Regions from separate parts of the Homo sapiens genome. Here region 1 is linked to region 2. The links are chromatin loops, found by intact Hi-C in ENCODE. Cell type or tissue: ascending aorta. All regions are shown on one strand. Links, peaks and the distances in the headings refer to the core of each region. The heading gives the core; the rest is flanking DNA. Region 1 holds the start of LOC124900784 (a long non-coding RNA gene). Region 2 overlaps MAML3 (mastermind like transcriptional coactivator 3).

The links. Hi-C counts contacts between places; a loop is a spot of excess contacts. Peaks named below come from ENCODE experiments on the same cell type or tissue, not always from the same donor. Only the 100,000 strongest peaks of a DNase experiment are listed, where the experiment ranks them.
Region 1: it touches region 2 in a loop (3-fold over the local background); 3 of 110 quality-filtered maps call a loop at or near these places.

Annotation. Positions count from the first base shown.
Region 1 is chr4:140,236,018-140,241,391 of GRCh38, reverse strand. LOC124900784 (a long non-coding RNA gene) reads right to left here and starts at 1,790. Exons shown (of 2, transcript XR_007058280.1): 1 at 1,661-1,790; 2 at 1-1,280. In ascending aorta, for the core only: no CTCF peak of the experiment used is centred there; DNase peaks (open chromatin) are centred at 2,851 and 3,531; H3K4me3 peaks cover 1,469 bases; H3K27ac peaks cover 1,703 bases.
Region 2 is chr4:139,737,652-139,743,025 of GRCh38, reverse strand. All of the region lies in intron 2 of MAML3 (mastermind like transcriptional coactivator 3), which reads left to right. It also overlaps a transcript of MGST2 not described here. Among named protein-coding and RNA genes, the nearest start is that of MGST2, 75 kb to the right of the region's middle. RefSeq lists an enhancer at 2,080-2,580. In ascending aorta, for the core only: a CTCF peak has its summit at 2,316; DNase peaks (open chromatin) are centred at 2,265, 2,695 and 4,891; H3K4me3 peaks cover 868 bases; H3K27ac peaks cover 1,707 bases.

The DNA of each region.
Region 1 (5,374 bases), core at 130-5,129, 500 kb before region 2:
GAGTCGGGCTGAAAGCCTAAAGGGAACAGGTACATATTTGAGCCGACAATATGTGAAGGAAAATGGGTCACAACTTTAATTTTTAAATAGGAATGTTCCATCAACCTAAGCATTTGGTTGACTTATACATGGTGATACGCATGATCACAACATATGAACATTAACATGAAATTTTAATTATTTTGCCATCCATCTAATTCTTGGCACAGTTCTGATATTAAGGAAGGAAAATCTCTTAGTGTCAAAAATAGATTTTTAAATAAAGTAAATGTGGCTCGGTGCGGTGGCTCACGCCTGTAATCCCAGCACTTTGGGAGGCTGAAGCAGGTGGATCACAAGGTCAGGAGTTTGAGAACAGCCTGGCCAACATAGTGAAACCCCGTCTCTACTAAAAATACAAACATTAGCTGGGTGTGGTGGCACATGCCTGTAGTGCCAGCTACTTGGGAGGCCGAGGCAGGAGAATCGCTTGAACCTGAACCCGGGAGGTAGAAGTTGCAGTGAGCCGAGATCATGCCATTGCACTCCAGCCTGGGGAGCAGACTGAGACTCCGTCTCAAAAAATATATATATAAAAATAAAGTAAATGTTTAGGAAGTCCTGCCATTAGGTTTATAGGATCTTGATCTGTTAGTAGTGGATTGACTGATGATATTGAATTTAACACTCATTACTTCCTCATTTCTGGAATTTCACTGTGAGTCTGGGTTTGGATGGCGTTTTAGACTCCAGTAGTAACAATTATTTCTCCTTCCTCCATTCCTGTTCAGCACCCTGTGTTCTCCCCAGGATGGTGGAGAGCTCATTTGCATACAAATGCTCAGCACGTTGTGGGTCCTGGTTGGCAGCATTCAGCCTGGAGATAAAGTTATTAATGGCTGTTTATAAGAAAGACAAATTGGAGCAGGGTTTGGAGCAAGAGACCAGAAGCCAGTCCATCACCTGCTCCCTCGGTGACCTCGCGTCACCTCTTCATGCTTCAGTTTCTCCATCTGTTGGTGGAAAGAATGATACATGATACCTTGCTCTCAGACTGTCAGGAACATCTTTGGAAAGCACTAGGAGATGCTGGAAGAGGCCCGAAAACCTTCATAGTTGCGTTTATGTGGTAAAATAAAACTTCATCTGATGGTTTATAAATTACAGAAAATATGATTTTTTTCTCTCAAAATAAGAAGATGAAAAAGTACTTATATTTCTTCATTCATTGGTCGACAGTATTTCATTAAATCCACTTCCATGGCTGGACCTAATGATTCATTTAAATATAAACAGATAACCTGTAGAAGGTGCACAAGTAGATGCTATTATTACCAATAGTTAACTTTACTACTGCAAAATGCATTTCTACACTACTTTTAACGTTTTTAGCATGCTTCCTCTCTCCCCCTCACTCCACAGTCACAGACACACACGCTTCCCCATGGTAGAATGGCAGAGAAATGGTATAATCTCCTCTATTTTACAAATGAGAAAACCTAAACTAGAAGAAGTCAGTAAACTGCCAACTCCATGCAGGTAATTACAGACAGAGTTAGAATAATCTAAGCCTTGAAACCCAGCGCTTATCCTTCCCAACTTCATTTTTTATAACCCTGAAGACTGGCTTTTTTTTCTCTTTCTGTTTTTGTACATCTTTTTTTTTTTCCCCTCCACTTACTGATCTCACAGGGCTACAGGTGCCTTCTCCATATTCCTTCTCTAGGAAGGCTTCTAAAGCAACTCTCATCTCTGAGGTTCTCAAGTAAAGTTTGCAGGAAAGTGAGAACTCAGGCATGACTGTTTGCTTGTTAAGCTTGCTCCTCCTTGTAAGCCCGAAGAAAAACCTGCCGAAAATCATATTACTGCGTCACTGGGCCCTCCAGACTGCTCTAAGTGGAGGATCCAGTCATGCTGCACAAGTCATCTGCAGGCTGAAATAGCTGCGTCGTGATGCTATTACGGACATGAGCTTGTATGAGCTTCTAAAGTGTAGCCAGGCTTAAGAATCAGAAGAGAAAGCATGGGTTGAACACCAAAAGAGCACCTTAAACTGATACTTTTTTCCTGTCGGAAATTAAATTGTAAAGCTTATTAGAAACTGATGAAGAGACACAGAAAAGCTATAGCTGATAATGTACCAACCCCATTGTTCACACATATCCAACAACGACTTAATTCTCTGCATCCCATTTGCCAAACCTGTCTGCTATTATTCCTTCCCAGCAAGTGCCCCCGAGTACCTGCCCAGTACCACTCAGCCAGAAAAGTTTCCCGAGATTTTTTAATACTGAAACAAAGAGGTCTGCAAATGGGAAACCCAATATAATAGACAGCTGGCTGCTGCTGGCCATGGCATGACTGCCCAAGCTCAGACAGAAAGAACGAATCTTCTCGAAGATGTTCCTGTCTGCCCCACTTGAGCCACTACTGCCAGGGCAGGCATCCCTGGGAAATTGCCCTGTAAAATGAGCAGCTCCTTTTCAACAGCAGACTCCCAGCTGCTTCCCACCTCGGAGGCTGCTATTGGGCATGACAGGGCAGTCCTCCTGGCCTGGCTGGCGCTCAGTGGGACTATTAGGAGCCTGGGCTGGGAGGCACAGGTGGGTGGGGGCAATGCGGCAGCCCCAGGTGGCACACCTGCCCCTTGCAGGGCCCTCTCCAGCTTTAGATTGACGGGGCTGGTGATTCTAGGGTTGGGTGCCCTTTCCAAGTGTATTGATCTCCCCTCCTCTTCCCAAATTGCGCCATGCACCTTCACCCACGCTAAAGCCCTGCCTGGAAACAGAACGCTGTGGCCAGCCCTTCCCCCAAGAGCCAGAAGGGCCAGCTCTGGCCCACAGCCAGGCTCTAAAGAAACAGCATAGGGCAGAGAGAGGCGGTGGGTGGGGCCAAGAGCCTTGTGTTACACATTCAAAGCCTAATTTTGGATCAGAGTCATCCTTGTAGCCAAGCCTGAAAGATCACTGAGGCCCCAAAATGAACCCGCAGCTCTGAGGCGGGGCCTGGACGAACCCTCAGCTCTCTTGCCCACATGCTGCTCTCCTTAGGGAAGTTAAGTTAGGCTTGTTTGGATTTTCACTGGTATTTTTTTAAGCAACATCAGTTGTCTTTTAGCCTCATGCTAGCCGAGGGCAGTTCACGTTTCCTACCCCTATCTCTCTGTACACATTCACAAAATGCCTCAGCTGAGAGGCTGACCAGAAGCCAGGGCTCCTAGTGCTACTGCCTAAGACACGCCATTCTGCTGGTGGTCACACCAGTCAGACAATAGGCCAGTCGGATGAAGGCAGCTGCAGGTGAAAGCAGGCACCTTCCCATTAACAATAGAACCAGCTCTCTCTGACTGACATGCAAGAGTCTCTTGCGAGAGGAGAAACCGGACCAGAACCAGCGCTGGCCTCTGGAAGCCACAGGAGAGAGAGAAGGGCTGCTCCCTCTTCTTACAAGGGTGTGGGCACTTCCTTCAGAGAATTTGTTGCTGCCAAGATCAGGCTGTTGCCTCCCAGGAACTCGAGGTATCGGGATGCTTGTTTGCAGAGCTGGCCAGCCAGCAGCCCAGAGCAGCTGGTTGTAATTATGCGTTGCAGCTTCAGAGGAAGTTGCTGGCTGCGGAGCGTGTGCTGGGCCTGGCTGCACATTGGCTGCTGGGCTTAAGGGAACAATGGAGATAGAAACCAGTGGCAGCAGGGGAAGGGGAGGAGCGGGACGAGGGTGAAGACAGGCAGAAAGAAAGGGCAAGAGCTGCTCCCAGCGCTGAATATGGAAAAACCCACATCTGCACTCCAAGGATCCGTCTCTTGTTCCCAGACTTAAAACAAAGTGCATGCCCCTCTGTGAACAGCCCCCTGACTTTTCTTTTTAAGCTGTACCTGCTGCACACTGTATTTAGAGAAGTGTGCCTGGGTGACATATTGAATAGCACTCCTCAGCCTGTTTAATCTAAATTGACTGCATCTTTGTAGCAGCTGGCCACAGGGAAAAACAAAAGAATTCATGATGAAAAAGGCAAATCTCTCTTGACGAGAAAGTACCTCAGCAGTGGTAGCAGCAGTTAAACATTTCAGTACCTTGCTAAATGCTGTGCCCAGATGCGTACATCAGGAGGAAAAGAAAAAAAAAAAACTTTATAGAAGTGAAATGTGGGTTAATTAACAAGTTTTTTTTTTCCTGGATGGAGAAAAACTTATTAATGTCTGGTTCTTTATACTTTCCAAGATTTCTTCAGTGTTTCCTAATTAGAACGTAGCAGGAAAACGAACAGAGGGAAACCGGTGAGTTGTTGGGGGTCAGAGGGCTTTCTTCCTGCTGCCTGTGTTTGGAGCCCCCGCCCCACCAACTTCAAACCAGCAAGGATCTTCTATCACATATTTATGGACAGTCACATCTACTTAGTCTTTCTGTGGTTCCTTCCTCCTTCAGCCGGGAGCTTGCTCATAGCATTCACACAGCTCAGAGTTCCCAAAAAGTATGCAGAATCCCGTGTTTCTGCCAGCTCAGGGAATATGTTGAAGGCCCCAAATCAGACAGTGCACAGGCCTGAGAGTCCTGTGGCCTCTTGGTGACCCCTCTCTACTCGTACAACTCCTGATTTATGTTGTTTTAAAAGGGCGGGTGTCCTACCTGTTATTGGGCACCCTTGATGTATAAAACTGACAGCCACGCACAATGACACATTATTGGCTTGGGTTGGTAAATGAGGAGGCAATTTCATTACCTTTTCCTCTTATCCATTGCCTAGCACAAGATTACTTGAAATGCTATCAATCAGTAGGGATGAATGCAGGGAAGTGCCCAGCTTGTGTGTGGGCATGGCAGCCTTGTGCCCTAATGATTACAGAAAATAAATGATGACGCTACTGTCTTTAGGACTGATTGCAGGATCTCCTTATTGCCTGAGTGAAGAGATTATGGTGACAGGTCAAAAGGATTTTTCCAGTAAGTTCTGAGTAGGTACTATTTTTTCTTCTTTTTCCTTCCTTCTCTTTCCTCCCACTTTGGTCCTAGTTTTTTGAGGTTTTTTTGTTTTTGTTTTTTTGAGAGGGTCTCACTCTGTTGCACATGTTGACCATGCAGTGGCATGGTCATAGCTACTACAGCCTTGAACTCCCGGGCTCAAGACATCCTCCCATTTCAGCCTTCCAAGCACGTAGGACTACAGGCACATGCCACCATGCCTAGTTAATTTTTAAATAAACATGTGGTCTCACTTGTTGCCCAGGCTGGCCCTAGCTTTTCTAAACACACATGTACACGTACACATACACGGTTAGTTTTCTAGAGCTGGGCTGTTCAATATAGTAGCCACTTATGGGAATTTAAATGAATTAAAATTAAATAAAATGTAAAACTCAGTCTTACAGTCACACTAGCCATATTTCAACTGCTCAGTAGC
Region 2 (5,374 bases), core at 75-5,074:
GTGGGCATTTGAGGGGATATCATGGTAAGGAGGTCAGACTTGGCTTCAGTTTCTGGTGGAAAGAAATTAGGAAACTGGTGCTACATCCCAGATGTTTAAGCAAAAATATTTATGCTTTTAGAAGGGATAGGTGGCAAAAAATACTTGGTGCATAACCTCCATCTTTGAAGGCCTCTATTGTTATAGTCAAAAAGGTGGATTTATTCCTCACTAAAAGTTTCCCATCAACTTCCCAAGGGCAATTATACTGTGCACAGGATAAACACAAGACGTATAAAGAATGTTTATTCTAGGGTCTCATTTCATATTTAGCTACCAACTTAACTTTTATCCTAAGCAAAAGTGGTCATTTGTAAACAGGGATGTTTTCCTTTACACAGCTGAGGAACTGATGTGACCGTTAAGAACCAACAAAATCTGAGCTGAAAATATAGGCCCCACCTAAAGTTTCTAACTTCCTCATTATTAATAGGGACGATACTAAGAGCAAACCTTTATGAGCGCCTACTATAAGCCAAGCACTGCTGAATCATGCTTCCCAAGAAGAGTTCTGATTAAAGAGTGAAAAGTTTAAGACGGCCAGGTGCGGTGGCTCTCGCCTGTAGTCCCAGCACTTTGGGAGGCCAAGGCGGGCAGATTACCTGGGGTCAGGAGTTTGAGACCAGCCTGGCCAACACGGTGAAACCCTGCCTCTACTAAAAATACAAAAATTAGCCGGGCGTGGTGGCACACGCCTGTAATCCCAGCTACTAGGGAGGCTGAGGCAGAAGAATTGCTTGAGCCCGGGAGGCGGAGGTTGCAGTGAGCCGAGATTGTGCCACTGCACTTCAGCCTGGCTGACAGAGCGAGACTCTCTCTCAAAAAAAAAAAAAAAAAGAAAAGAAAAGAAAAGTTTAAGATCTGTAGAGAGGATGATTTCTCATTGTTTCCAGATTCCTTTATCCAGGTTACCATGTGTATGTGTGGCGTGGAGTCAAGGGCTGTGTTAGACCTCTTTGAGTGCTATATTCTTTCTAAAACTTATTTTTATGCCCGTGTGTCTCCAAGTCTTTCAAGGTTAAGAAAATACCTGAGCCATTTCTATTTTTTGGAGTGCCCAGGTATATTTACAAAATGAAGAAATGACAATAGGGCGTTTTAAAAATGCAATGTTTTTATTTTAAAAAATACAGCATAGGGCAATTATACCGTGCACAAGATAAACACAGGACATATAAAGAATGTTAATTGATAATGGACTTAGAGCAGCCCGATCTAATAACAGGGCAGAATTTTTTTTGAGACAGGGTCTCACTCTGTCACCCAAGCTGGAGTGCAGTGGCACAATCACAGCTCACTGCAGCCTCAACCTCCCAGGCTCAAGCGATCCTCCCACCTCAGCCTCCTGAGTAATTGGGACTACAGGTGCACACCACCATGCCCAGCTAATTTTTTTATTTTTAGTAGAGATGAGGTCTTGCTGTTGCCCAGGCTGGTCCTGAACTGAACTCAAGCAATCCTCCCACCTCAGCCTCCCAAAGTGCTGGGATTACAGGCATGAGCCACCACGCTCAGCTCAGGGCACAATTTAAAGCTGTAAAATAGATGCTATTTTTCAATCCTCTCAGGATTTCTCAGTGACTATATATGTAAAACCTTGTTCGAAGAATATGTCTAAAAATCTAAACTCAAGGTTCTTGTGGATGCAAGGCCCAGGGTCAGGTGGTCTTATGCCCTGATCCCCCATAGGCCCTCACGGACCAGGTATGAGCCCTTCTCCTAGACTTGCTTCCTCTAAGAAGCTGGTCGTCAGCCACAATCTTTACATAAGGAGAAGTACCAATCCCAGATTTCTAAGTGTTTCTGTTTTTCATTCTGCTTCCTTGTTTTTCCCTGCTCTAAGTCCTAGCCTCCTCAAACCCCACCACCGCAGCTGGGCAGGCTTCTACTCATAGGAATGGGGGCCGAGGGTGGGGAAAAGGGTAGCCCTCCTCTCAGAGCCTCAGCATCACATAGTCAAACCCAGCTTCCCACAGACAGGTTCAGCAGTCGGGAAACCGGCAGAGCAGGCTGACACGGGCCCTCCCTCTCACGGCCTCTGGAAGGAAGGAAGGAAGAACATGGGGACACCAGAAAGGCAGCTTGTGGAAGGCCTCTTCTCAGGCAGTCAGCACTGATCTCTCTCAGCCCCCCTCCCAAGGCTGTGGCGGTTCTGGAGATGACGGCGGGAAGTGCCCTCGCCTTCCCTCCACAGCATGCCCTGAGCACTCAGCTTCCCTTCCCTTCCCTTCTTCCTGTCTTGTAGTGGTTGCAGCAGAGAGCTCCATTTGGCAGCGTGGTGGTGCTCTTGTCTATTAATGGAAACATTGGCCTGTCTCCCAGTATAACACAAGATAGGCCTATGCATCAGTTATGCAATCTTTGCTTTGATGACTTCATCAGAAAGGGTGGGTACAATAAGAGAGAAAGGCTCGGGTTGGGGGAAACAGTAGCTCAGGAGGGGGAAAAAAATCTCCCTAGCAGCTGAAGACAGCTGAGACTGCTCCCCCTCCCTATTTTTAAATCAAGGAAAGAAAGGTAGCAAACATATGGGTAAAAAAAACCTAATGGAGCAGCTGACAAACCACTTTCAGTCCATGTGTCCTGACAGCGGCCACTTGCATGCCGGCAGAGGCTGTGCTCGTCTCAGTGGTGCAGGTTTCCCAGCCCTGGTGACTCAGGTCTTCTTTCCACGGAGAAGACAGTCTGTGGAGGCAATGGCAGTTTTCACCCACCTCTCGAGTTCTTGAACTCCAAAGGTCTGGCTGGTTCTGGCCATGCACTGTGGCTTCAAGCCTAAGACAGAGAAAAGCCACAGAGAGCTGGGTGGTGCCACAGAGAGCAGGCTTGTCCAGGTAGACCAAAGAATTCTTGGAAGATGGTCAGTACCCTTCCTCTGGGACTTAGGAGCTCTTTGTGGCAGCAATGTAAAGCCGACCTAGTTGCTGAACCTGTATCCAAGCCCAGTTGTGGAAGCCATGTACAGGTTTTAAAAGGGGACCTGCCACTTAAGCATGTCTGTTACACCCTCTAGAGCGTAAGGTGGGCTCAGGGAGAAATAGTCCAGGTCCCAGACATAACCTGGGCCCCTCTTGAACTCTACATTTCATTCCATAATAGTTTAGCCTTATTCTTAACAAGCTTTTAAAAATAATACTAAAAGTAATATATATTCATAATATAAAATTTGAAAAAGTATAAAAATAAAAATCCCTTATAATTCTTGTCTAACAAGACTATCCAGTGGCTAGTGTTTTTAGAAACTGCTTTTTTCTTTTTTTTTTTTTAGTTTTAACACCTGAGGACATAAAAGAAAAAAAAAAAAAAACTGCTTTCCTCCCCTGCCTTTCTTAACTATATATGGTAAGCTTTTTCCTATGTGATTAGATAGTCTAAGGAGGCATGATTTTTATTGGCTGCCTAGTATTCATGGTATGGATGTACCATAATTTATTTAATCAAGCTTCTATTGTTGTACACTAATGAACTTTTAACCAATGTAGAATTGCTTTGGTGGTGGAATTAATCACAAGAAAGGGATCAAAAGGACTCTATAACTTACATCAAAGGCAGACGAAAAGCATAACTCTCAAAGTTGTGTTTCCATTGGAGGGACTTATGGTAACTATGTTCAAAGCACTGATAAGGACAAATGGTATTTTTGTTGCTTTTATCCCTGCAAAAAAGGGCCTTGAAAGGCTGACCTTCCTGTGGCTGGTGGCATTCTCACATTTAGCACTGGACTGCCAACTTTAACCCTTTCTTTAACATTCAGCAGAGGGTCAGCTCAGGAGCTCGGAGAAGCTGTCCATTATAGGGCCATCATTTTGTCATCTCCAGTTATACCTGATGTTGGTTTAGGCTAGAATTCATCCCAGCCAATTAGTCAGTTGAGTTCAGTAAATCTGTATTTTGCTGCAGCTGTGGCCCTAGCTCTGTGCTGGATACTGGGAAGACTCATAGTCTTGGTCCCAAAGGAGCTTAAAAGCCTTGCCAGGAAGGATGCCATAAGGATATCATCCTGCCAGGAAATGATCACTTGGAAGCACTTGGAAAGTTAGAAGCTTCTACCTCTCCCATGTTACTTAGTTAAGAATCAGTAGGTGTGTGTAATTGTGTATATACCATGATCATAAGCATAAAAATATGTTATTGCATCTGGGATAAAACTAGGAGGAAATATAAAAACACATCAAAATATTAACAGTGGTTACCTTTGAGTGTAAAAAATGAGTGTTAGCTTTTTTCTGTATACTTTTTTTCTATCTATACTTTTCTGCATTTTTTTTTCTCTGTACCTTTTTTTCTATCTATACTTTTCTGCATTGTTTTTCAAATGTTCCCCAGCAATTGGGCAGCAGAGGAAGGAATCGGCAAAATGTATATTTTTTAAGTAATTGCCCTATCAATTAAGCATTTAGCTCCTAAAATAATGGGGACCAAGACCTTTTTTTTGTTTGTTTGAGACAGAGTGTCGCTGTATTGTGCCCAGGCTGGAGTGCAGTGGTGCAATCTCGGCTCACTGCAACCTCCGCCTCCCAGGTTCAAGCAATTCTCCTGCCTCAGCCTCCTGAGTAACTGGGACTACAGGCACACGCCACCAAGCCCAGCTAATTTTTGTATTTTAGTAGAGATGGGGTTTCACCATGTTGGCCAGGCTGGTCTTGATCTCCTGACCTCAGGTGATCCACCCGCCTTAGCCTCTCAAAGTGCTGGGATTACAGGCGTGAGCCACCATGCCTGGCCTGACCATGACAAGTCTTGTTCCCCTTTATTTTAGGAGCTAAAGCTAGCACCAGAAACACAGCACTTCCCTCACCCTGAAGGATGCCCTGCATGATCAAGAGGTTTCGGCAGTAAGAATAACAACCACAAGCTGTTTGTTATGTGCCAGTCACTGGGCCCATGGTGGAGCTGAGTTTCTACCCAGGCCTGTGGGGTTCCCCCAATGTACACTGTTCCTTTCTAGAAGCTGAACCAAGAGCTTTGCTGGACCCATTTAGCAGCCTTCGCATTGGGCCCCAAGTTATTGCTGCTTCAGTGATAAGCCTCCTAAATTGATGAACTCTGCCTCAAACTCAATCATCTTGGGGACACAACCATCACACATCACAAAACAAACCTTTTAATCCAATCTTCTTCAATAATCTGCTGAGACAGAGGATATTAGATGGGGTGGGCCCTTTTGGAGCTCTGCTATGAATTTATTGTAAACACCTCTCCAAACCCACAGTAAAAATTTTTCTGGAAAAAGAAAGTTTGTAAAAGAAAACCAAATCACTGCCTTGACACCTGATCAACTTCAAAGGGAATTGTAAGGTTTTATTTTATTTTGTTTCTTCCTTCCACTTATGGT